Linked DNA regions of Mus musculus: regions 1 and 3 are each linked to region 2. The links are chromatin loops, found by intact Hi-C in ENCODE. Cell type or tissue: heart. All regions are shown on one strand.

The links. A loop is a pair of places that touch in the nucleus more often than their neighbours do. Peaks named below come from ENCODE experiments on the same cell type or tissue, not always from the same donor. Only the 100,000 strongest peaks of a DNase experiment are listed, where the experiment ranks them.
Region 1: a loop joins it to region 2, with 3 times the contacts of the local background. A loop is called at or near these places in 19 of 42 quality-filtered maps.
Region 3: it touches region 2 in a loop (3-fold over the local background); 14 of 42 quality-filtered maps call a loop at or near these places.

Annotation. Positions count from the first base shown.
Region 1 is chr15:80,088,097-80,096,096 of GRCm38, reverse strand. It overlaps Syngr1 (synaptogyrin 1), which reads right to left and starts at 4,763. Exons shown (of 4, transcript NM_207708.1): 1 at 4,605-4,763. The coding sequence starts at 4,703. It overlaps Gm24204 (a small nuclear RNA gene), which reads left to right and starts at 7,544; the gene lies at 7,544-7,650. It overlaps Gm31134 (predicted gene, 31134), which reads left to right and starts at 4,263. Exons shown (of 2, transcript NR_168675.1): 1 at 4,263-4,546; 2 at 5,086-5,364. In heart, CTCF peaks have their summits at 4,834 (motif pointing right) and 7,282; DNase peaks (open chromatin) are centred at 1,647, 4,806 and 7,276; H3K4me3 peaks cover 1,815 bases; H3K27ac peaks cover 1,038 bases; H3K27me3 peaks cover 3,787 bases.
Region 2 is chr15:80,221,689-80,229,688 of GRCm38, reverse strand. It overlaps Gm46521 (a long non-coding RNA gene), which reads right to left and starts at 4,088. Exons shown (of 2, transcript XR_001781722.2): 1 at 475-4,088. It also overlaps the pseudogene Gm8375. In heart, CTCF peaks have their summits at 3,697 (motif pointing left) and 4,263 (motif pointing right); a DNase peak (open chromatin) is centred at 4,278; H3K27ac peaks cover 287 bases.
Region 3 is chr15:79,946,071-79,954,070 of GRCm38, reverse strand. It overlaps a transcript of Cbx7 not described here. Among named protein-coding and RNA genes, the nearest start is that of Cbx7, 17 kb to the right of the region's middle. RefSeq lists an enhancer at 1,606-4,134. In heart, CTCF peaks have their summits at 3,735 (motif pointing left), 6,215 (motif pointing right) and 7,092 (motif pointing left); DNase peaks (open chromatin) are centred at 470, 1,970, 3,150, 7,850 and 3 weaker places; H3K4me3 peaks cover 1,956 bases; H3K27ac peaks cover 4,292 bases.

The DNA.
Region 1 (8,000 bases), 130 kb after region 2:
GATGCTGTATCCTGAGTTCCACAGACACCAGGCATACAAGTGGTGTATAACGTACACATAGGCAAAACACTTATACATATAGAATCTAAGACACTGCCCTTCCCTTACTTAATGAATGGGGAAACTGAGGCTTGCAGAATATCTTGCTCTGTCACACAGCCAAGCAAGGCTGAAGGAGGCTGTCACAAGGCTTGCTCTATACCCTGCATGCTTTCTCTCCCACCAGGAAGCAGGTTTTTCAGGTCTGGCTTCCAAGCCTGGCTTCTCCAACTCCCCTGTTATCAGCCTCTCCCTTCCCCTCCTGGCTTCTCCTCATAGTCTCCCTGGCCTTTGTTCTACTCCCTCCAGGCTCAGCTTTGTTCCTCTGAGTCATGGGGCTGAGGACTGGCTCACCCATCCCAACTCCTCCGGCTGGCTTTAGCTGCCACATGAAGTCAGCTATTACCCTAGCACTTGGGAGACCAGAAGATCATAAATTCAAGGACATCCTAGGCTATACATCACTCTTTGTTTTTTTTAAGATTTATTTATTTATTATCAGTAAGTACACTGTAGCTGTCTTCAGACACACCAGAAAAGGGCATCGGATCCTATTATAGATAGTTGTGAGCCACCATGTGGCTGCTGGGATTTGAACTCAGGACCTTTAGAAGAGCAATTGGTGCTTTTAATCGCTGAGCCATCTCACCAGTCCCCTACATGAATCTTTTAAAAAAAGAAAGAAAGAAAGAAAGAAAGAAAGAAAGAAAGAAAGAAAGAAAGAAAGAAAGGAGAAAAAAAAAAGAAAGTAAACCAATTAGCTGGGTGTACCTTTAATTCCAGCACAAAAGAAGCAGAGGCAGGTGGATTTCTGAATTCCAGACCAGCCTGGTCTACACAGAGAAACCCTGTCTCAAAAAAACCAAAAAAATAACAAAAACAAAAAGTTAAAAGGTGCTGGAGATACTCCTGTAAGAGCCCTTGCTGCTCTTCCAGAGGACCGGTAATGGTACTCAATTCCCAGCACCCAGGTTAGGAGGCTCATGCCTCTAACTCCAGTTCCAAGGGTTTAAATGATCTCTTCCTCCTCTGTCCCCTGCACAAATATGCACACATAAACACATACACATTTTAAAAAATGAAATGAAAATTTAAAATATTTAAAGGAGGCTGAGGATGTAGCTGATGGTGGGCTTGCCTGGCACGAGTGACGTCCTGAGTTCCACCACTGTTACTGAATAAAGCCAGGTGTGGTAGCACAGCCTAGAATCCCAGCACCAGAGGGAGGCGGAGGCAGGACAATCAGTTCAAGGTCATCCTCAGCTATGTATCAAGTTTGGGGCCAGCCTGGGCTATATAATAAGACCCTGTCTTTTTTTTTTTTTTTTTTTTTTTTTTTGGTTTTTCAAGACAGGGTTTCTCTGTGTAGCCCTGGCTGTCCTGGAACTCACTTTGTAGACCAAGCTGGCCTCGAACTCAGAAATCCGCCTGCCTCTGCCTCCCAAGTGCTGGGATTAAAGGCGTGCGCCACCACGCCCGGCGACCCTGTCTTTTTAAAACAGAACTGGGGAGGGGAAAAGGGAATAAGAAAACAGATGGTGGCAATAGCTTGCAGTTGCCCTGGACGGAGTCCCAGCTCTGCCTTCCTCATCAAGTGCAGTCTGGCCTTGCCCAGCCTGGGGGAAGGAATGACAGCCAAGAGTCAAGGGACAAGTGGGTTCTGGGAAGCCCTGCTTCTGTGCCATTGGGGTCAGTGGGCTCCAGGGACCCAAGGTTCACAGGGTCCAGGTTGAGTGACGCCCCCGCCATCTCACCTTTTGGAAAATCAACAACAAACGATCATCCTGGTACAAGTTCTACAAACCCACACGCCTATGTGTACATCGTGCTGGCACACACCACGCCGTGGTATCAGTAGTCCCAGCTTGAATGGGCCTGAAGGGGATGGGGGCCTGGGAATCTGGCTCTATCAATGCTAAAGCCAGGAAGGTTCGAACAAACCTGAACAAATCGGTCACCCCAGACCCAGGCCCTGGCTCTCTTAGCTCCATGGGGAAGTATGGGGCTACCAGACCCCACAGTAGATGCAAAAACGTGAGGGCAGAGAGAAGGCGTGGGGGCCTGCTCCAGAATGTGTTGAAGATGTCTATACAGCACAGACTATTCAAAAAGATGGAACAGAAACAACGCGGCACATCATGAAATTTACCATTTCTTCTATTTCATTCTTTCTCACCCCACCCAACCCCACCCAACCCACCCCAATCCACCCTACCGGAGCTGAACCAGGGCCTTACACTTGTTAGGCAGGTGGTCTACCACTGGCCACAACCCTAGTCCCCTCTTCACCTGAAGTGTGTACTTCAATGGTATTATGTATCCCACATTGCTGTCCAATAATGAGCAGGTAATACTTCAGTAATCAGGTAGGGGTGCAAAACTCTTTATCTTCCTTTCAGGCAGTCTCCTGTAGCCCAAGCTGGCAATTTGCTATCTACCTTAGGTTGGCCTTGAACTCTGATCCTTCTTCCTCTACCTCCTGAGTACAGACAGTACAGGCATGCACCACTGCTCAAAGCCTTTCTTGTGGGGCCGGGGGTGGGGGGGGAGGCTTTTTTGAGACTCAGTTTCTTTGTGTAGCCCTGCCTGTCCTAAAACTCACTCTGTAGACCAGGCTGGCCTTGATCTCAGGTATCCACCTGCCTCAGTCTCCAAGTGCTGGGATTAAAGGTGTGCACCACCACTGCCCCAGGACCAAAGCTTTTTTTTTTTTTTTTTAATCTAGATTTTAAAAACATTTTTTTTTCCCCTCTAAATGCCATTGCTAAAAATATAGAGCACCTGGGATCCAGGTGTGGGAGCAGGGCCTGAAGGTCGGGTCGGGAAGGGCTTGGGGCTGGGCTTCATCACCTTTACAACCTTCCCAGTCTGGAAACTACAGGAGTTGCCATCTCCTCTGCATCAGAAGCCCAGTCCTCTGGTGACAGGAAGACTTGAATTCCAAGGCTTGCCTGCCTTTCCCAAGATCCATGAGTGGGTGCTAGATCTAGTTCATTTTTCTCCCTCCTGCTGGGCATGTCCTCCTTTGACCCTGATGTGAAGTGTAGGTCCTCTGTGTCCCACTAGAACCAACATGACATCACCTCCACGAAGCACATCCATGCCACAGCAGGGAGACCTCTGGTCCTGGCTCCCTCTCTAGTAGGACTGTGGGCTCCCTGAGCATCAGGACCGAGCCTGAGCCTGAGTCATGCTGCCCTCCCTCCCTTCCCTCCCCTCCGGGCCTGGCAGACTCAATAAAGCTTTGCTAAATGAAGCCATCACCGGTAGAAATGACCCAAGCAGAAGGAACGCCCACGCCCCCTCACAAAGCTTGTGTTTCCAACATCCCAGCCAGGGGCTCCAGAGAGGTCAGAGGAAGCAGCGCACCTGAGCAGGCAGGTGCCTCCAGGGTTCCCGTTTTACCTAGGGCCTGCAGGGGCATCTGAGAGCTGGGGAGGGCCAAGAATGAATAAATCCGGTGTCACAAACCCTCGCGGATATAGCTGGGCTGCACGGCCATGAAGAGTAACAGAAACAAGGCTCCCCACAAGAAGGAAACGTAAAAGATCCCCGTAAGACCAGAATTAATCTCAAGCCATTCCACGCATCAGATCCTGAAATGGCCCTGAAAACGAGGAAAGGAGGGCACCTCTGCAAGCCCGGGTCACAGCTGACTTCGGTTATTAGCCCCCAGGGGTCCGTGACCCGTGTCACCAATGCAGGCTCTTCTGGTCTTAGCACAACAGGAATGGACCCCCAGATCTACAGGGGCAAGACCCTCCATGAAGCCAGCCAACCCCAGAGCCTACAGGCCTCCTCACCCTGGGGTGCAAGGCCTCCTGAGCCACTCCTTCAAGATGTTTCTGCCCCACCCCCCAGGTTTGAGCTGAGCCCCACTCAGCACTGGGGGACCTGCACGGACTAGGTGGGCTAAAGATTGCGAACAAACAGACTTCTCTGCTCTCTATTGCATGGAAGGAACCTTTCTCCAGACCACATTTAGAATCCACTCAGGTGTTTGTTAGGGATCGGAGAGTTGCGGATTCATAAAATGTCAGAGCCCAAAGGGGCCTGGCTCCTCCCACCCCTATAAATCGAGAAACTGAGGCATGACATAAGAGGTGACGCTCCCCACCCAGATCCGAACTGAATCCCTCGTATCTTTTTTGGGGTGGTTCCCTGCCCAAGGTCACGCGGCAAAACAGATGCGGGTCTTGACGGAACCCAAAAATCCAGGCTCCAGACTCAGAGCTCCGCAGCGTACAGAGTGAGCAACAAAATCTAGTTCCAGGTCCTCGCCCCGAAAGCGCGCGGCAGGTGCAGCAGTGCGCCCTAGAAAAAGATCCACGCCCTGATCCGCGCCCCCCAATAAGCGGCCTTAAACTTGGGCTCCGTCCCCACCGACGCACGAGAACCTAGCCGCTAAGTGTAAAGCAGCGACAGCCTGGAGGTCTCGGCGATGGGACTGAGGACCTCGGTGACAGGGGCCGTGATCCGCTTGTGTCAGCAGGGCCGCCCGGGCCAGGTGAGGTCGCGTCGGTGTCCGGCGCCCCGCGCCCCAGCCCGCCTTGCTGTGTCCTTACCCAAGACACGACGCGCAGGATGGTGTGTGGCTGCCTCACCAGGGTGTAGGGGTCGAAGGCGCCCCCGGCTTTGCCCGCTCCGTACGCACCCCCTTCCATCGTGGCTGCACCGCGCGGCGCCCCCCGCTCGGCGCGCGCCGCCGACCCGTGCGCGTGCGCGGCGCCCCCGCCCCCTCCCCTGCGCTCGGCTAGTGCTTGCCGGGGCTCCCGCCAGGGGGCGTCCGTGCACGGCAGGTGCAGCTCCCCGAAGCTCGCGCTCAGAAAGCGGGTGCTTCTTGGGGTCCCGGTGTGGGGCGCGCTCCCAGCCAGCGGGGTGACCTCTTTGCAAAATAGCGCGTGATCAGGGTGTGGACAGAGAGTGCAGCCGCATCCCCGCTTTCGGAAGCCCTCTGAGATGTAGTTCTTCAGGAAACTCTTTTTGTTATGTATTTATTTATTTATTCATTTGCCTCTTTCCTTTCGCTCTCTGCTTCAAATAAAGGGAAGGGGCTCCGTTTGATCGTACAGTGGCTCATTGAACGCGTCCGTAGGTCGCTGGCTGCAGTAATGACCCTCTCTAAGAGATCTGCACAGCCTTCTCGGGCCCCCAGAACCACCTAGCCGCCGAGCTCCACCGATGATGTCATGCACGCGCCCCCTGACCTGGAAGGCGCTGTAAGGGAGGCAAAAGCTGGGAAAAAAACAGACCTGAGACTCCCTTCCCCTTCCACCACAGCTCCCGATCCCTTTCCTTAATCCAATAATTAATTATGTACTTATTTCTTCCGTTGTCTCCTCTGTCTGTGTGCTCCTGCTGGTCAGGTTTTGTTTATATCCAAAGGCCTCACAAACAGTAGGTGGTCAATAAATATACTCTACCCCCTCCCAACCCCAACATAGTTGGCCCTTTGGGGCTCTTGGGGGCTTTTTTTGTTTGTTTGTTTGTTTTTTGTTTTTTTCGAGACAGGGTTTCTCTGTATAGCCCTGGCTCTCCTGGAACTCTGTAGACCAGGCTGGCCTCGAACTCAGAAATCCGCCTGCCTCTGCCTCCTGAGTGCTGGGATTAAAGGCGTGCACCACCACGCCCGGCTCTCTCGGGGGCTTTTGTCGTTGTTTTTATTTGTTGTTTTTGTTTTGTTTTTGAGACAGAGTGGCTTGTAGAGGCCGGCCTCTGGAATTCACCGGGAGGAGGGGGATGGGTTTTGAATTTCTATTCCTCCTGCTGCTTTATCCCTGTGATGGAGTTTCAGGTCTGAGGCAGCTGTTATACTATGATCCTATAAAACGTCTAGAGGAAAACAAGGGAAGATCTTTATAACTTTGTACATTGGAAGACTTTTTTTCATTTTTATTTTCTCTTTGTCTTGTATTAGTGTCTGCCTGCATGTTCATATGAGCATCGTATAAATGCATTGCCTGAGGAGGTGAGAAGAGGGTGTGGGATTCCCTAGACCTGGAGCTCTACAGACCTTTGTGGGTCACTGTGTGGGAATCAAACTCTGGTCCACTGCAAGGACAAGTGCTCTTAACTGCTAAATTCACTGTATAGCCCGTGTTCAGTTCAAACTCGGGACAGTCCCATGTCCTGAGATCACAGGCATTAGCCATCACATCTAACAAAGCATTTTCCCTGAAGCACAAAACTGTGTGGTCAGGAGGTTCCTGGGCTGAGCAGCCAGCACCGGTACTTACTACAAGTCCTTGAATGTTGTACAAATATCCTCCTCTTGCCCATATGTACCTTGTCCTGAGTTCTATGGCACACATAGATGAACACGTTCATATCTTTCCACGATTTATCTCATAACAATAAATTCACAGGGTGGAGCAGTTTCAACAACAAGTATGCCGCCTACACCTTGGTAATCTAGCCAAGGTGATTTTATTCCAATCCCAATTACTCATATTAACACGCTTGTCACCCGGCACACGGGAAATCAATGAACTAATCAACCTATCTACGTATATGTGGTTTACACAATGACCGTGCAGTTTAAAAGGCATGGCTGACAGCGGTGGCACACACCTTTAATCCCAGCAGAGCCAGGGCTACACACAGAGTTCCAGGACAGCCAGGGCTACCCAGAGAAACCCTGTCTCAAAAACAAACAAACAAAATAAATAAAGGAAAGGCTACCACATAGTTGAAGAGGTATCAGAAGCAGGCTTACGGAAATGCAAATAGATGCAGAAAAGACAAGGTAAGAACCCAGCCAGCATCAAGGAAGAGAGTATTGCTGAGAGATCACTGGAGTGTCAGCTCCAAATCTGAACTGCCAGGGCAAAGACAGGCACAGGAGTAAACTATGCCAACAGTAAGGGACTAGGCGAACAACTATTCCTTTTTTTTTTTTTTTTTTTTGGTTTTTCCAGACAGTGTTTCTCTGTGTAGCCCTGGCTGTCCTGGAACTCACTTTGTAGACCAGGCTGGCCACAAACTCAGAAATCTGCCTGCCTCTGCCTGGGATTAAAGTCGGGCGCCACCACGCCCGACTTTTTTTTTCCAATTATTTTTAATTAAAAGCTTTTGAACATTTTAGTTATTTTTATGCATATGTTTTTTTTCTTTTTTCTTTTCTTTTTTTTCTTTCTTTTTTTTTTTTTTTTTTTTTTGCCTGCATCATGTGTGTGGCCTAAATGTGCAGTACCCACAGTGGCCAAATGAGGGCACTGGATTCACTGGGACTCAAGTTACAGACCACTGTGAGCCACCTTGTGGGTGCTGGAGGAGCTGCCAGTACTCTTAACTACAGACCCATCTCTCAAGCCCCTATTTTTAATTTGCTATCATTCTATTTATCATGTGCGTGGAAATCTAAAGGCAACTTGGGAATAGTTGCTTCTGTTCTTCCACTAAATGAATCCCAAAGACTGAACTCAGGACATCAGACATGGAAAGTGCCTCGTGTTTATTATTTGCTAGCCCTCATATTTATTTTTTATTTTTAAAAGTTGCACAAGTGCTGGCTTTGGCAGCACATATACTAAAATTGGAACGATACAGAGAAGATTAGCATGGCCCCTACGCAAGGATGACACGCAAATTTGTGAAGCATACCATAAAAAAAAAAAAAAAAAGAAAAGAAAAGAGTTCCAGGCCAGCCTGGTCTACAAAGTGAGTTCCAGGACAGCCAGGACTACACAGAGAAACCCTGTCTCGAAAAACCAAAAAAAAAAAAAAAAAAAAAAAAAGTTGCACAGGTAGCAAATGTGAGTGTCTTCATTTTGTTTTGTTTCTACTTTGAAAATTGGATCTCGCTTGGGTGGTGGTGGTACATGCCTTTAATCCCAGCACTTGGGAGGCAGAGGCAGGCAGATTTCTGAGTTCAAGGCCAGCCTGGTCTACAGAGTGAGTTCCAGGACAGCCAGTGCTACACAGAGAAACCCTGTCTCCAAAAACAAACAAACAAACAAACA
Region 2 (8,000 bases):
ACTGAGATCATTGACTTTTTCCTGAGTGCATCCCTAAAGGATGAGGTTCTGAAAATCATGCCAGTGCAGAAGCAGACTCGGGCTGGCCAGCGGACCAGGTTCAAGGCTTTCGTCCCTATAGGGGACTACAATGGTCACGTTGGTCTTGGCGTTAAGTGCTCCAAGGAGGTTGCCACTGCCATCTGAGAAGCCATCACCTTGGCCAAGGTTTCCATCATCCCTGTGTGGAGAGGCTATTGGGGGAACAAGATTGGCAAGCCCCACACTGTTCCATGCAAGGCGACATGTCGCTGTGACTCTGTGCTGGTGCGTCTCATCCCTGCTCCCAGAGGCACTGGCGTTGTCTCTGCTCCTGTACCCAAGAAGTTCCTGATGATGGCCAGTATAGACGACTGCTACACTTCAGTCAAAGACTACACTGCCACCCTGGGCAACACTGCCAAGGCCACCTTTGATGCCACCTCCAAGACCTACCTGACCCCCGACCTCTGTGTTCACCAAGTCTCCTTATCAGGAATTCACTGATCATCTTGTGAAAACCCACACCAGAGTCTCTGTTCAGCTCGAGCTGTGGCTACCACAAAAGGGTTTTTATACAAGAAAAATAAATGAATTAAGTCTGTTAGAAACAAACAAGCACACAAACAAAAAACAAATGTACATGTGTTCATGTGTGTGGAGAGGTTAGAGGTCAACATCAGAAGTCTTCTTCAACTGTCCTCTATTTTGAGACAGGGCTCCTCACTGAACCCGAATCTTCCCTTTTCAGCTTGATTAGCTGACCAACCAGCCAGCCCCCAGAATCCTTCTGTCTGCCTCCCTGCACGGGGCTCACAAGTGCGCCCTATTGTACGGGCATCTTACATGGATACCGAGGTTCCAAACTCAGGTCCTCCGTGTGTCAGACACCTTCCCAACTGAACCATCTCCCTAGCGCCAACCTCAAACTCCTGCACTTCCTGCCTCAGCCACCCCAATGCTGGAACTACTACGGCACTGGCAGTAAGCTGAATGGTGGAAGTAGATTCTGAACTCAGGTCTGAATTCTCCACAGGGGGCCGGGGGCGTTGCTGGGGACACTAAAATCTAACTCTGAAGAGACAAGCGAACTGGGAAGGGACAATCAGAAAATTGGACAGAGAGGCTAGAGGATAGACAGAGGGCATAGTCACAAAGGGAGGCGTGGTCTCCAGGGTCACGGTCTCCAAGGAAGAACTGCATGTGATCACAAAGCCCCTTGAGCTTGATGCTGTACTCCGCACTAGGAGCTCTCTGTGGCTAGCTGGCACAGCGAGAACCAGGGCAGAAACCTGGAGGCTGGAGAATGAAAGGCGAGTCCTGGAGGCCTGGGAGATTCTACTGAGAAGTAAAAGGGAGGATGACGGGAAGAAGAAGGGGACAAAAGCCAGCCGTTTGTGCTGTGCCCAGATGGTCTTGGCTTGGGGCCACTTGTTTTGGCCTGCTGTGGAGAGGGGCAAGAGAACCCATTTTTGGAGGGAATTTGAAGAAGCTGGAACGAGGGAGCTTTATGTGGCACAGAGGGGACAAGGAGATTGAAAGAGCGGTCAGGTACGCCTTCCTGGAAGGGTAGCCCCTGCTCCAGCGGGTGACAGAAGTGTGTGATTTGTGCCACACGTTCTTTTACTTTGCCCAGTAGGTTGTCTTAGAAAGTCGAGCCCCTCTGTAAATGCTAGTCCACCTAAAACAGTGGGAAATAAATTTGGAAACTGTTTCTGAGTGACAAGAGAGAGCACTGAGTCCAGCCTGCTTCCCCCACCCCTCCCAGGGGACAACCCAGGCTGGTGGAGGAAATGGTTATAACCAGAGCAGTGAAGCTCTGGAGAGCAAGCCAGCCTAGGACCCAGTTAGCACTGTCCCAGAGCCATGTGCTAGATGCAGGGTCCGCAGGCAGGAGGGAGACATGTAAATCTCTGCTGCCTATTGCACAGCCATGTTGGGACAAGCCGATGGAAGACGAGCCTGTGGTTTCTCTGCATAACAGCTCTGGGCTGTCCTGGAACTTGCTTTATAGACCAGGCTGGCCTTGAACTCACAGAGAGTTCTACCTGCCTCTGCTTCCCAAATGCTGGGCTTAAAGTTATACTCCATCACGGTCAGTGGCAGATGGTTTTCTTATCCCCTCTCCATCCCCTCTGCTCCTGAGAGCACTGGGTATCTGTGCACTGTGTACGTATTTTATAGATGAGGCCTTACCATGCTGCCTCCTCAAAGGACAAAGTGGACACCCAGATGCCGGGATGCCCCAAGACTGCCACTTATAACGCAAAAAGATTGGTAAAACAACAGGGATAATCTGAGACAGTGTTCGAGGTTCATAAAGTCACTAGAGGGTCTGGCAGCCTTGGCCTCTGACACCGTTGACTCCTGGTTCACCAAAAGCAGCTTGTCGCTCTTGCTTCCCTCCAAGGGTTTGTTTGTTTGTTTGTTTGTTTGGAGACAAGGTCTCGTACAGTAGCCTTGGCTGTCCTGAAACTTGTTCTGTAGACCAGGCTGGCCTTGAACCCAGAGACCCACCTGCCTCTGACAGTGCGGGCTTGTGTGTTTCTTTAAGGTATTTGTTCAGCAGAAAAGGGGTTTGCTGTTCTAACTATGCACGCATGGAGAGCCCACACAAATGCCTTTCTCTCTCTCTCTCTCTCTCTCTCTCTCTCTCTCTCTCTGACTCTCTGAACCGGGACCTTGCTATGAAACCTAGACTGCCCTTCCCCAGCTGGCCCCAAATGCTCAGGAATCCTCCTTCCTTGGGAGGAGAGTGGCTGCCCTAGGCTTGCCTGTGCTGCATACAGTCTCTTTAGGGACCAGCCCAGAGGAGTAGATGGTAGCATGCAAGGGAGAGTGAGCAGCCCTGGGTGCTTCATGCCAGAGCTCAGTGACACCAAGAAGAGCTCACACCTGAACACAGATGGATACCCTCCATTGCTGAGTGTGTTCAAAGGTTGGCCACTTCCTAGAAAGTTCTGATACTTTCTTATCTACGGAAAAGGAGAACAGACAAATCCTTTCTTCCTCCCTCTTCATTCTGCGTTATTTCTTAGGCTTCATTTTGTTTGACTTTCATAGAGTTCTGTGATTTTTCTTTTTTTTGGTGGAGGATGTATCTTTATTATCTTAAAATTATATGTGTATGGACAGATAGTGTAAACATAAGTGAATGTGGTTTTGAGGTCACATCTGATCCCCAGGATTTAGTGTTGAGAGCCAAATTCAGGTCCTCAGAGAGCAATGCACAGTCCGTCTGCCTGACTCTTTCCCTCCCCTCGCCCACCCCCCTTTCTTGGTTTTCAAGACAGGGTTTCTCCGTGTAGCCCTGGTTGTCCTGAACATCACTCTGTAGACCAGGCTGGCCTTGAACTCAGAGATCTGCCTGCCTCTGCCTCCCTGAGTGCTGGGATTTGAGGTGTGCATCACCATGCCCAGTTTTGTTTTGTTTTTTGTCTTTTTATGTCAGTATCCACCTTGTCTTTGAAAATCTAGGCTGCGTTTAGGAAAAAAATGATATCTGTCAAAAGATGAATAATGCAGATTGTTCACTGCAGTGAATGTAACTAAAATACACTCAGAGGGGCAGAGAAATAGTGCAGTGGTTAAAAGCACTGACTGACTGCCCTGCAAGAGGACAAGGGGTCATCAGCACAATCAACTCCAGTTCCAGAGTATTCATCGCCCTCTTCTGGCCTCCATAGGTACTGCATACATGTGGTACACAGATATACATGCCTGCAAAACACCTATGCACATAAATCTTTTAAAATATATAGTTAAATTTTCATACATATAAATGCTTTCATAAAACCATAATATGGGTCCAGGCAATGGTGGCTCACACCTTTAATCTCAGCACTAAAGAGGCAGAGGGAGGCAGATCTCTGTGAGTTAAAAGGCCAGCCTGGTCTACATAGTAAGTTCCAGGACAGGCAGGGATACATAGAGAAACCCTGTCTCAAAAAAACCAAACCAAACAAAACCATATCTATAACTGAGGTGTTATATTACGCTTGTTTGTTTATTGCATACATGTGCTGCATGTGCGCCTACAGGAGTCAGTTCTCTCCATCCAGCATCTGGATGCAAGGGATGAAACTCAGGATGTCCGGCTTGGCGGGGCATGTGTTCATTCATCCAACTACCTCATCGGCACCCTGGCTATAGATGTTTGTATGAACTGCTTTGAGTCCTCTGTAGCACAACGAAGAATGAAGGGGGAGAGAGCTGGCAGGTGGGTGCCTTAGGCCTCGCTGACCACCAGGGGGCAGTGCAGCCCAGCTGGAAGGGACCCAGTTGGGTTAGTGTGCTCTGTCGTTGACCTCAGAAAACTGGTAACCAGTCCACCCAATTCAGCGCGCCCAGGCTCCCTCAGAGCTACTCAAGGTCATCTGGGCAGCACCTGGCAGCCCATTCCCCCTTTCTGGTTTTGGTTTGTTTGTTTGTTTGTTTTTTGAGGCGGGGGTCTCCCTATGTAGCCCTGACTAGCCTGAAACTTAGAGATCAGACCGGTCTCTCTGCCTTCTGGGTGCTGGGATGAACGGCAGGCACCGACACACCTTGCTTTTTGTTTTGTTTTGAGACAATGATACACTCTGTATGTAGCCAGCAGTGGTCTTGAACTGGGCTCTCCTGCATCTGCTTCTCTTGCCCATATTTCTAGTTCCTTCTAGGGCAGTGGTTCTCAACCTCCCTAACTCTATAACATCTGTGTTTTCTAATGGTCTTAAACTGTCTCTGTGAAAGGATCGTAAAGCAGCTTCAAAGGGGTCGGACCCACAGGTTGGGAACATCTGCTCTAGGGCATCTTAGCACACACACACACACACACACACACACACACACACACACACACCAGCTCTAAGTGGAAAGGGATATTCTGTGTCTAGGGACACAGTTGGTTGTCATGCTTTTGGGGAGGGTATTGCACTGGCATCTAGCTGTCAGAGGCTAGGATACTACTAATAACTTGCCACCTGTGTCACGGCTCCATGACCAAGAGTGAGCTTGACCCAGAATGACAGTAATGCCAAGATCAAGAACCCAGGCTCTCAGGGAGACTGGGTCCAATCAGGTGGCTCAGGCTGGCCTCAAACTTGCCGTGGGGCTGAGGATGAGCTTGAATTCCTGTTCCTTCCCCTCCATCTTCCGACTGCTCAGATTCCATGCGTGAACCATCATGCCTGGTTCCAGCAGCCTGGAAGATCAAACCCAAGATTTCCTGCATACCAATCAAATGCTCTAACAATGATGCCTTAGCTCCAGCCCTCCTTCATTTTCCTTCTCTTCCTCCCTCCCTCTTTCTTTTTAAATTTATTAATTTTTAATGTGTTGGTGTTGCTTGCATGAGAGTAGGCAATACCCTAGAACTGGAGTTATAGACAGCTGTGAATTGCTATGTGGGTGGTGGGGAATTGAACTCTGGTCCTCCGGAAGAGCAGCTGGTGCTCTTAACCAGTGAGCCATCTCCCCAGTACCCCCTCTTCTTTCTTTCTTTCCTTCCTTCCTTTCTTTCTCACTAGGTAGCCCAGCTGGTGGTGGTCTCAAGATGACTCTCCGGCTTCAGACTCTCAATGGCTAAGGTTCCAAGCGTATGCCACCATGCCCAGCTTTCAGGGTGGGTCTCACAGTCTGCAGCCAGACTGGATGCAGCAATAAGTTGAACCAAGACAGAGTAAAGGAAGTTAAGTGGAACCTGTGGGTGTCAGACCAAAAGGTCACACTGTCCTGTCGTGAGGGTGATGTGCCCAACTACGCTAGGGTAAGAACTTTTTTGAGGGGGTTGCCCCAAGCACAAAGAATCCACAACCTTTTAAAAATGTCACAGAGTCCAGTTGCCCACTTCAGTACCGGCGTCTTTATCAACCCAGCTGGGGGATGGAGGGAGGTGGCGTTCATTCTTCCCAAACCTGCCAACTGATGTTGAGCCTAAAGTTCTATTAATAGAAAGCGCCTTAGTCAGGGTTACTATGTTGCAGGGTTGCTGTAATGATGAAAGCCATTATCAACGGCAAGTTGGAGAGAAGAAGGTTTATTGGGCTTCCATATGGTGTAGTCCATTATTGAAGGACAGGAACTCAAACAAGGCAGGAACCTGGAGGCCAGAACTGATCTACATTCCATGAAGGAGTGCTGGCTTGCTCCACATGGCTTGCTAGGCCTGCTTTCTTATAGAATTCAAGACCACCAGCCTAAGGATGCTCCCATACAATCACTAAGAAAATTCCCGGCAGGCTTGCCTACAGCCTGATTTCTGAAGGTATTTTCTCAATTGAGGTTTCCTTCTCTCTAATGACTCTAGCTTGTGTTACGTTTGACACAGAACAAACCAGCACAGAGGGACACTGTGCTGGTCCACAGATGGACAGTCCACAGATGGACTGGTCAGGAGATGCAGGGGACCTGGGCCTGGTGGGACAGCCTGCAATCCCAGCCACTCAGGAACCTGAGGCAGGAGGATCACAACTTTAGGGCCAGCCTACAATACATAAATAGACTCTTGTCCCAAAAATAAAGAAGTGAGTCAGGCATTGGTGCTGCACATGCCCGACTAATCCCAGCACTCAAGAGGCAGAGACAGGGGGATCTCTGTGAGTTCCAGACCAGCCAGGGCTGGACATGGTGAGACCCTGTCCCAAAATAGCAAAGCATGGTGGTACATGCCCTTAATCCCAGCATGAGGGAGGTAGAACCAACTCTGAATTCCAGGTCAGACAGAGTTACATGCTGAGTCCCTTTCTAAAATAAAATAAAATAACCAACTAATTCAATTGCACTAATTTTTTTTTTAAAGAAGGCCAAGGGTGTGGCTCAGTGGTAGATGACCTGCTTACCATGTATGAGGCCCTGGCTCACTCCTCAGTACTGAGAAAGGAGGAGAGAGTGAGGAGAAAGGTTGGTCAAGGATGGTGATTAGTGGCTATTCAATTGGCTGATGGACAGTTGAGTAGAAGAGGACCTGGCTATGTCTCTTGTGACCTTCCAAAAGGCTCGGGTCCTGGGGAGCATGCTCAGTTTTCAGAAAGACAGGCTTCCAGGCAAGCCATGTTGGGATCAATCAAATGAGACTTATAACCCTTAAGGGCTACCATTTTGTTTTCAGACTCCATTTTGATCATCAGATGAAATGATTTTCCTGGGCTCTAGGGGAGCTTTCCAGATGGCTAGCCAACTTTCTCCTTATCCTTATTTTGTTCCCCAAAACATAACCATGAGAGAAAAAAAAAAAGATTGATTGATGAAAAATTGTAACTGTATCTTAGGACAGATGTGCATGGGCCTTGTGATTTTTCTGTTTATATGTTTACTAAGATGAACATTTGGGGTTGCAGTCAGCTTCTGAGTCTGTGCTGCTGTCCCTGACTGGTCAGTTTTTGCTGCCTAATTCAAATATAGATCTTGCTTTGTGTGGACTCTTTTGGGTCTGCTTGGGTTGTTTTGGGTTTTGGGACCCTAACAACCAGAAGTTACTGTTATGAGAAAAGGCTTTGCTGGTCAGTGGTGATGCATACCCTTAATCTCAACACCCAGGAGGCAGAGGCAGGCTGATCTCTGTGAGTTCAAGGCCAGCCTAATCTACAAGGTGAGTTCCAGGACAGCCAGGGCTACACAGAGAAATCCTGTCTTGAAAAACAAAAACAAAAACAAAAGGGCTTTCTTCCTAAGTGATATTTAGCATAAGTGTCAAGTCTAAGCCATTGCAGACTGGGGACCACTGATGTTGTGGGCAAGAGGCATTCCAGGAGAGAGATGTGACCTATTGAAGACCTATTAACCTCATTGGCAAGTAGGCTTAAAAAAAAAAAAAAAAAAAAAGCCGGGCGTGGTGGCGCACGCCTTTAATCCCAGCACTTGGAAGGCAGAGGCAGGCGGATTTCTGAGTTCGAGGCCAGCCTGGTCTACAAAGTGAGTTCCAGGACAGCCAGGGCTACACAGAGAAACCCTGTCTCGAAAAACCAAAAAAAAAAAAAAAAAAAAAAATTTATGTATACGAGTAC
Region 3 (8,000 bases), 280 kb after region 2:
CTGACAGAGGCCAGGAGAGGGTGTCAGGTCCCCCAGAACTTGAGTTAGGCCCCATGTAGATGCTGGGAATTGAATCCAAGTGCGTTCTCTGGAAGAGTGCTGTGACTACAGGTGCGACAGTGTCACAAGGTTTTGTAACGTACTATAGTGACTATAAGACAATGCCCCTGCCTCTGCCTCCCGAGTGTTATACACGTCACCACGCCCAGTTCTGTTGTATTTTTTTTATCATGATGTATTCCAGCAAGCATCCTCACTCTATTCTGACCCTGTCCTCTATAAATACATTTCCAAACGTGTATCCCCAGCCCTCAGGGACTCCCAGCACACGCCCCGTGACTCCCAAGCTTTGCAACTGACATTTCCCCAAGGAGAGAGAACAATGCACTGGACACGTGCATCCAGCAGGGTGAGGCTCCAGGCTTTTCCTCCTACTGTCTCTCAGACAGACAGATAGAGGGCCAGACAGACAGGACAGGCGGCCGAGAGGCACCAGGGGAAGGTGGAGGGATGGCTTTGACAGTGACTGAACTTTCTGGGACAGACAAAATGGAGATGGGGGGTGGTTATTGAGAGCAGATGTGCCACTCTGGCTTGAGGCCAGGACAGGTGACAAAGTGGGGCTCCGTCTTCTGAATATTCTCAAGGGTGTGTGTAGGTAGACGGGTAGCCAGAGAACCAAAGACTTAAATCCAGAAACCTGGCACCACAGACAGTAGAGCAGGACTATCAGTCCCAGAGCCCCAGGTGCATGATGGTAAAGTGGGAATGGGATATCCAGTCGTTGGGATAGCCTGGGTCCTTCCTAGCTGGGCACAGAGAAGTCCGGTTTCTCCATGTGGCCCACACCAGAGCCCCATAAGCTGTTGAGAAGGAAAACAGGATAGTCTAAAGTAAAGGGATCAAAAGTCTCCAGGCAGGGGAGTCTGGGTCTAGGTACTGATTCTTGATGTCAAGCTGCCTCTCCTGCTGCGTCCCTCTCTCCACTCCCAGAATGGAGAGTGCCTGGGGCCACCTGTGCACAGCCTCAGGCTTTGGCAGAGTGTACCCCCGAGGCAGATCCCAGGGAGCAGCAGCAACTCCTTCCCACACTGCTTTCTCGGGGCTGAGATGGGGGCAGGTGACAGAGGACATGGGAAAGAACAAACACAACTCTTCGGAAGGCTGCAGGCAGCTGGCCCTGGCTAACTGTCGGATCTTAGTGATCTTAGTCCAGTTCCTCCCAGGACCCCCTGAGGTGCTCCCGGGGGGCTGATTCCAGAGCCTCCTCCCCGAGTATCAGGCCAGAGCTGACCCTCTCAGTAACTAGATAAAGTTGGGCAGGCGGGGTGGGGTGCGTGTGTGTAATTCTGGTACTCAGGAAGCCAGGACAGGAGGACCAAGAGTTCAAGGCCAGCCTGTACTGCCCAGCAAGGCTGTCTCAGAATAAGTAAATCAAAAAGGGACACCACTGTAAGGCACGATGCCAGCCCTGTGTGGGGAAGGGCTGGCTTCCTGCCCTTGATTAGGGAGGGGCTCCTCTAGGAGTCTATGACAGTGTCTTAGCCATCTTACAGTGTTCGGTGATGGGCATTCAGAGCCCATCATTCGGCCGCCAGAGAGTCAAGGAGGTCCCTCTGCTTTTCCAACTGTGCCCTGGCTGCTCTGCTGCACCTCCTAGGGCCACCATTAGTTGGGCAAGGACTGGAAATAGAAGTCCCTCCTTGTTCAACAGCTGTCCTCAGACCCTCACCCACCCCCCCACACACACATCCCAACTTCTGGCACTGGATTTCAGCTTTTTGAATTGAGTGGAGGGTTGAAAACAAGAGGGATCCCCCTGTTACCCCCAAGTCCAAGGGCACCCAAAGAGGAATCCGGCTCTGTGGGGCCAGGCTGGCCTGGCACCGGGCCAGTGCCCCCAGTCACAGCCAGGCAGCTGGACACGACAGCTGCCAAGAATGCCAGGAATGTAGGCGGCTGTGTCCTTCCCGCTCCTCTTCCTCCCCCCTCCAGCCAGAACAGGATATTTCCTATCCAGGGAAACCCGGTCCCTTTATGGGAAAACCGCGGGGTAGCTGGCCGCGCTGCCTCTCACTGTATTTGTACGGATAAATTGGGATGGGCACCCAGAGTCAGGGTCTCCAGCACTGCTGGGTAGGTGATGCTAGGGCAGTGGGCATCTGTGTGGGCCTACTATGTGCTAGATGCTTCATCTCATAGCAACCCAGGAAGTTGTAAACTTCTCCAAGCATGGGGTGGGGGGCTGGGGGGCGGATAACATGCCTTTAATCCCAGAAGGATCTCAGAGTTCAAAGCCATCCTGGTCTTCAGAGTTCCAGGACAGCCAGAACTAAAGAATGGGACCCTGTGTGGTGCAATAGAAGGTGAATTGGTAGCTTGGGAAGCTACAAAGGCACTGACTAGCAAGCATGTTCTTAAGGCTGGCTACTGAGCCAGGTGGTCTCCATTTATCCGTGATAACTGGGGCCCTGTCCTGGTTCCTGCAACATGAGACCTCCCATTGGCAACTGATCTGTTTTGAAGCTAGCCAAAGGTGAATGTGGGCAGTCTGACTCTAGGTAGGGCCTGGCACCCCATCTAGAAGCTGTTCTACGTGGTCCCCGGGGCTGTGGGATTCAGGTTGGTCAGGAACCATACATGGGCTCAGAGGGCTCGTCCAGACTCCATTCTCATGTTGGTGGCCGAGGGGAGTCACAGAAACAGGGAGCATGCGAATGGAGCAGGTGAGCTCTGTCCACACCCCAGCCCTGGTATTTTCAGGGTGCATGCCCTGCCTTTCAAGGCTAGCTTTCTCTATTCCTTTGTCTAGGCTGTGTACTTGGGGCTCACCAAGGGATTCAAGTGGGGTCCCCAGCTTTTCATTCTCATCCAGCCTTAGAGCAAGTGACAGGCAGTGAGAAGTGTGGAGCTCTGTGACTCCTGCTTTCCTGGGCCCCAGTCATCTCAGCTGACTGGAGACCAAGGAGTCATTCTCATGGGATCCCTCCATCAGAAATCAGGAGGCCGGGTGATTTGTTCAGAGTGACAGCTGTCACCTGGTGGAGCAGTGACCTGAAGCTGGTCTCAGACTGGTCTGGGAGTCTGGATCCCGCCCCTCCTCCACTCCAGGCTCAGCGTCTGAGCTCTGGGGGTTCTGTCCTAGTGAGCACGGCACTGGCTCTGGGTCCCCCGGGGGGGGGGGGCTAGGGTCAGGTAAACAGGATCCCAGCCTAGCTGCCTGACCTTGCTTACCTCCCGAAAGAATGCGAGGCATTCTGCCCTGTCTCGAGGCTGAGTCACCCCACAGCAATTGCCCGCAGGCGGCCTCCAGCAGCCCTCTTTGACGGACCCCAGCCCCTTGCCTTCCCACCGAGTGATGTCACTCCTGTTGCCCCCCTGTCGGCCCCCCGTGGAGCCCACCGAGGGCTCCAGTTGCCATGACGACTGCTCACAACAGGAAACGAGGTCTGCACTGGGCAGAAACACAGGAAGCTGCGCTGAGCGCTGGGCAGCATTGTCAGCCCGTAAAAAACAAAACAGGACAAAAAGATTTAATGAGAACAATTAGCCCAAAGAAAGAGGAAAAAAAAAAAAAGAGGCCAAAAAAACAAACAAAGCCAAACAGCCTGAAGACAGGGGCTGGCTAGGCTCCAAGGACCCCGTGTTTTCCCGCCCACACAATGTAGGTTAAATAATATTTCCTTCTCAGAAGAGGCTCCTTGGGGCACGGGAGTCCTTACCGGTGGCTCCCCCTGCTGCCTCAGGTGCAGCACTGGCAGGCCCTGGGCACGACCAGCCCTGTTCCACTTTGCAGAAGGGGCACCCAGCTCAGTGGAGAAGATCTCAGCCAGTGGGTGCTCTCAGACCGACCAACGGCCCTGGTGTGAAATCAGTGCGAGTGACGTTGTCTTGAGACTTTTTTTTCGGTCTCTCATCATAATATCCTCAGCATCCTCAGTATCTTCCCAGCGCACCTCAGTGAGCTGGTACAGCGCAGGAGGTGCAGATGTTTGAGGAATGAGTTAGCGCATAAATTGACTTCCCTGGAGGCCGGAGTCGGTTCAGCGTAAACTAACTAGCATCAGAGACGGGTAAAAGGGCGTCATCGGGGGCCAGGCGCCCAGTTGTTGGAGCTGGAAAGACTTGGTGGGGCCTTATAGAGGCATGCTCACACCTGTCTTCCTCCCTGTCTCCCATGACTCTCTCTGATGGTAGGATCTCCCCTAGCTCTGTGATGTGGCCTGGAGGACAGCCTGCAATTCCGAGGAACCATGGGAAGCCTAGGAAATGGAGTAGGCCCTGGGCAAGCAAGGCTGCCATTAGCAAATCCACTCAATGCCCCTCTTAGGAACTGAGGGGTGTGAATGACCTTGGAACGATAGCCAAGCTAGACTCTGGACACATGATATTCAAGGCGCCCCCTGAGATGAGGCACCAGCAGGCACCTGAGGTGGGTCCAACGTCCCTGCCAATGATCAGCAACGGGAGGCTGTTCAGAGCCAGGCTGGAGAGTGGCAGGCATGCTTAGACAAGAGGCACTGCAGAAAAGAGACCAAAAGTAACACACAGGCATTTTGTTTGGGCAACAAAAGTGTATTTGTTCGACTCGTGTACAACATGAGCTCAGGCGCTGGAAAGGAAACCCTGGTTGTCCTGGGAGAGACCCGGACCCACAGGATTGCAGTGGAGACTAAATTAAAGGAGAAACGACCCAGGGAAGAGCTAGAGGAAGGGCCTGAGAGGCACTGGTAAAGAGTGGGACCTGAATGCCCAGATACCAGGGAGTCCTTGGTGGCTTCTCTCTCTCTCTCTCTCTCTCTCACTCTCTCTCTCTCTCTCTCTCTCTCTCTCTCTCTCTCTTCCTCTTTTCCTACGGGGTCTCACAATGTTACTGGCTAGCCTGGAATTATCTATGTAGACCATGCTGGCCTTGAACTCACAGAGATCCACTTGCTTCTCCTTCCTGAGTGCTGGGATGGCAGGCGTGTGCCTGGCTCACAGGTGGCTTTTGAGCAGGTGGTGATGTGTGTAAATGGGTCGGGTTGTTTTTCGGTGATCCCTCTGGACACATCAGGGTAGAGGAAAGAATAGGAGGACAGGGAGTCTGCTGACTTCTTTTCTTTTAATTAAAAATAAAAAATAAATAGCCAGGAGTGGTAGTAAGTCTTTAACCCCAGCACTTGGGAGGCAGAGGCAGGCAGATCTCTAAAGTTTGAGGCTAGCCTGGTCTACAGAGTGAGTTCCAGGACAGCCAGGGCTACATAGTAAGGCCCTGTCAGGAAACAAACCAAACCAAAACAACAATAAGTACATATACATGTATATATACAGATTTTTAAAAGGCATACATTAGAGTGCTCAGTCACCTTCACTGGATAGCCACCTCATACTGTTTGCTCGCTTGTTTTGTGCATATTGGTGTGCAGATTCTCACTACAATCCCTTTGCAAGTGAAAAACAAAGCTCAGAGAGGTTGAAGAATTTGTAGGAGGCAGCACAGCATAGAATGATAGAACTAGATTTGAACCATCTCACAACACAGAGCTGGCTCGGTGCTAAACCCTTGGTACACACAGGTGAGATCGAGGAATGACCTAGCCATCCAGGTGGAAGAGAGAGGTAGAGGGAGAAGGTGGCCCAGCAGCCCAGGAGGAAGAGGCCAAGGCTGAAACAGAAAAGAAGGTTTCTAAGCAACCACAGGATGCCCCTCAGGGCAGGCAGCAGAGGCCAGGGTTCAGTGTATGGGTGGAGGGCGGGGGTGGGAGTGGTAAGGAGGTGGCAGCAGCATCAGAGATGAATTTTTATAACCCAGACCTAGACCCTGGGTCTCGAATGGAATCTTTTCAGTGGGTTTACTGAGAGGAATGGCCTCCCACCTTGTCCTCTGGTCCCGCCCCAGCTTGTCCTAGGGACAATTACAAGTAAGAATCTGACATCCCATACCTGTCGGTCAGGTTCCCTAAAGGATCGGAATAGAGTGGACAGATAGAAGGACAATTAAGATGGTTTACACACTACGGTCAGCTGTGTGGCCCCAAAATGGCTGTCTACCAGTGGAAAGTTCAAGAATGTGCCGGCAGCTGATCAATCCTGGAAGCTGGTGTCTCAGCTGGACTTCAGTGTATGCTGGAAGCCTGAAGGAGGCAGCTCTAATGTCAGCGAAAGAACAGACCTGCCAGCGAGAGTGAGGGCAAGCAGGCACAGAGAGCAAGCTTCAGTCTTTGCTCATATTTATATAGGTTGCCAGCAGAGGGCGTGGCCCAGATCTTCTGACCTCAAAAGATCCAGAATGAGGGGCTGGAGAGATGGCTCAGCCATTAAGAGCACCGGCTGCTCTTCCAGAGGTCCTGAGTTCAATTCCCAGCAACCACATAGTGGCTTGTGTGTCTGAAGACAGCTACAGTGTACTCATATAAATGTTTTTTTAAAAAATCCAAAATAAGCCAAATAATCCCAGCACTCGGGAGGCAGAGGCAGGCGGATTTCTGAGTTCAAGGTCTACAAAGTGAGTTCCAGGACAGCAAGGGCTATACAGAGAAACCCTGTCTCGAAAAACAAAAACAAACAAACAAAAATTCCTCACAGCCCTTGGGGTTTAGTTCATTCTAGATGTAGTCAAACTGACAAGCAAGAGGCCATCACACATATCCCAGCCCCTCATGGGCTGTGAGCAGGTTTATAGAGAAGGCTAGGATGGCTTTGGAGCAGGAAAGGGAAGGCAGACGGCTGTGTGAGGAGGGCCACAAGGCTCCTGGGATGGTTAGGGACAGAAAGAAACATCACAGGGCTGGCGACATGGTTCTGTGACAGGTAGAGACACTCATTCACCTTCCGGCCTGACTGAGTTCAATCCCAAAGACCCAAATAACAGAAGGGGAAAACTGACCTGTGAATGTGGTTGTCTTACTTTCACACGTGTGTAGTTGTGCCCACCCCACGTTAAAAAGGGGGGGGTGCTAGAGAGATGGCTCAGCTGTTAAAGGAGAGGCTCGCAGCCAAAAGAACAACTGGCTGCTCTTACAGAGCAGTTTTGGTTCCCAGTACACACATGGGGGCACACAGATGTTTCTAACTCCAGTTTTAGGGGATCCGATGCCCTCTTCTGGCAGTCTTTGAGCACTGCACCTTCTTGCTGAACATGCGCGGGCACGCGCTCTCTCGCCTCTGCACCACCCAGGGATAAATGATTCCCCTCTCTGGGACTGAGTTCCTTCATCTGTGTGGTGAGATGACTATAACTCTGGTACTTCACAGTGTCCCATCTTTCAGGGCTAGCAGTGCAGGGAGGCAGAAGAAGGCAGATCTCTGTGTTTTCAGGGCCAGCCTGGTCTACAGAGTGAGTTCAAAGACAGCCAATGCTCCACAGAGAAGTCCTGTCTCGAAATAAAACTTAAAAAGCGGAGGAGGAGGAAAGAGAAAGACACTTAGTCTCTGGACCTCAAGTCACCTGCAAAAAGAGACTGTCAATAGGCTATCTCTCCTGGGGAGCCAGAGAGCTCAAAGTGCATGGGCTAAGCTCTGCAGCCTCTCCGTGCCTCAGCTCTCTCGCCTGTGAAATAGGACTAAGAGCAGTTCCTACATAAACCTGCCTTTAGCAAGTGCTGAGGGCATAGTGGGGAGGGGGTGAATCCAGTTCTGCTGTTTTCTTCCGACATTGCTTTATTCACGGCCTCTCTCCCTTGGGGAAGAGCTGACCTGCAGCTTGGAAGGTGTAGAGTCCACTAGTGACTGACAGGAAAACACCTAGAGGGCCAGAGGAGACAGGGAGGACCCACCCACCTTCTGTGTTACCGCTGCATTCTGGCAAGTTCTGGTGATTTCCAGCTCCAGCCTTATCCAGCTGTGGAGCCTGTAGGTCTGCCAGAACTTGGGAACTTAGCGCCACCTGGTGGTCAGTGTGAGTTGTGCTGCCCAGGGAGGCACTGTGGGCATCTGCCTTGTTCCCAGGACCTTGCTTTTTACTGAAGATATTTACTGTGGTTTTCCAACCGGGAGTGGGGGTAGGGAGTCTGGCCCTC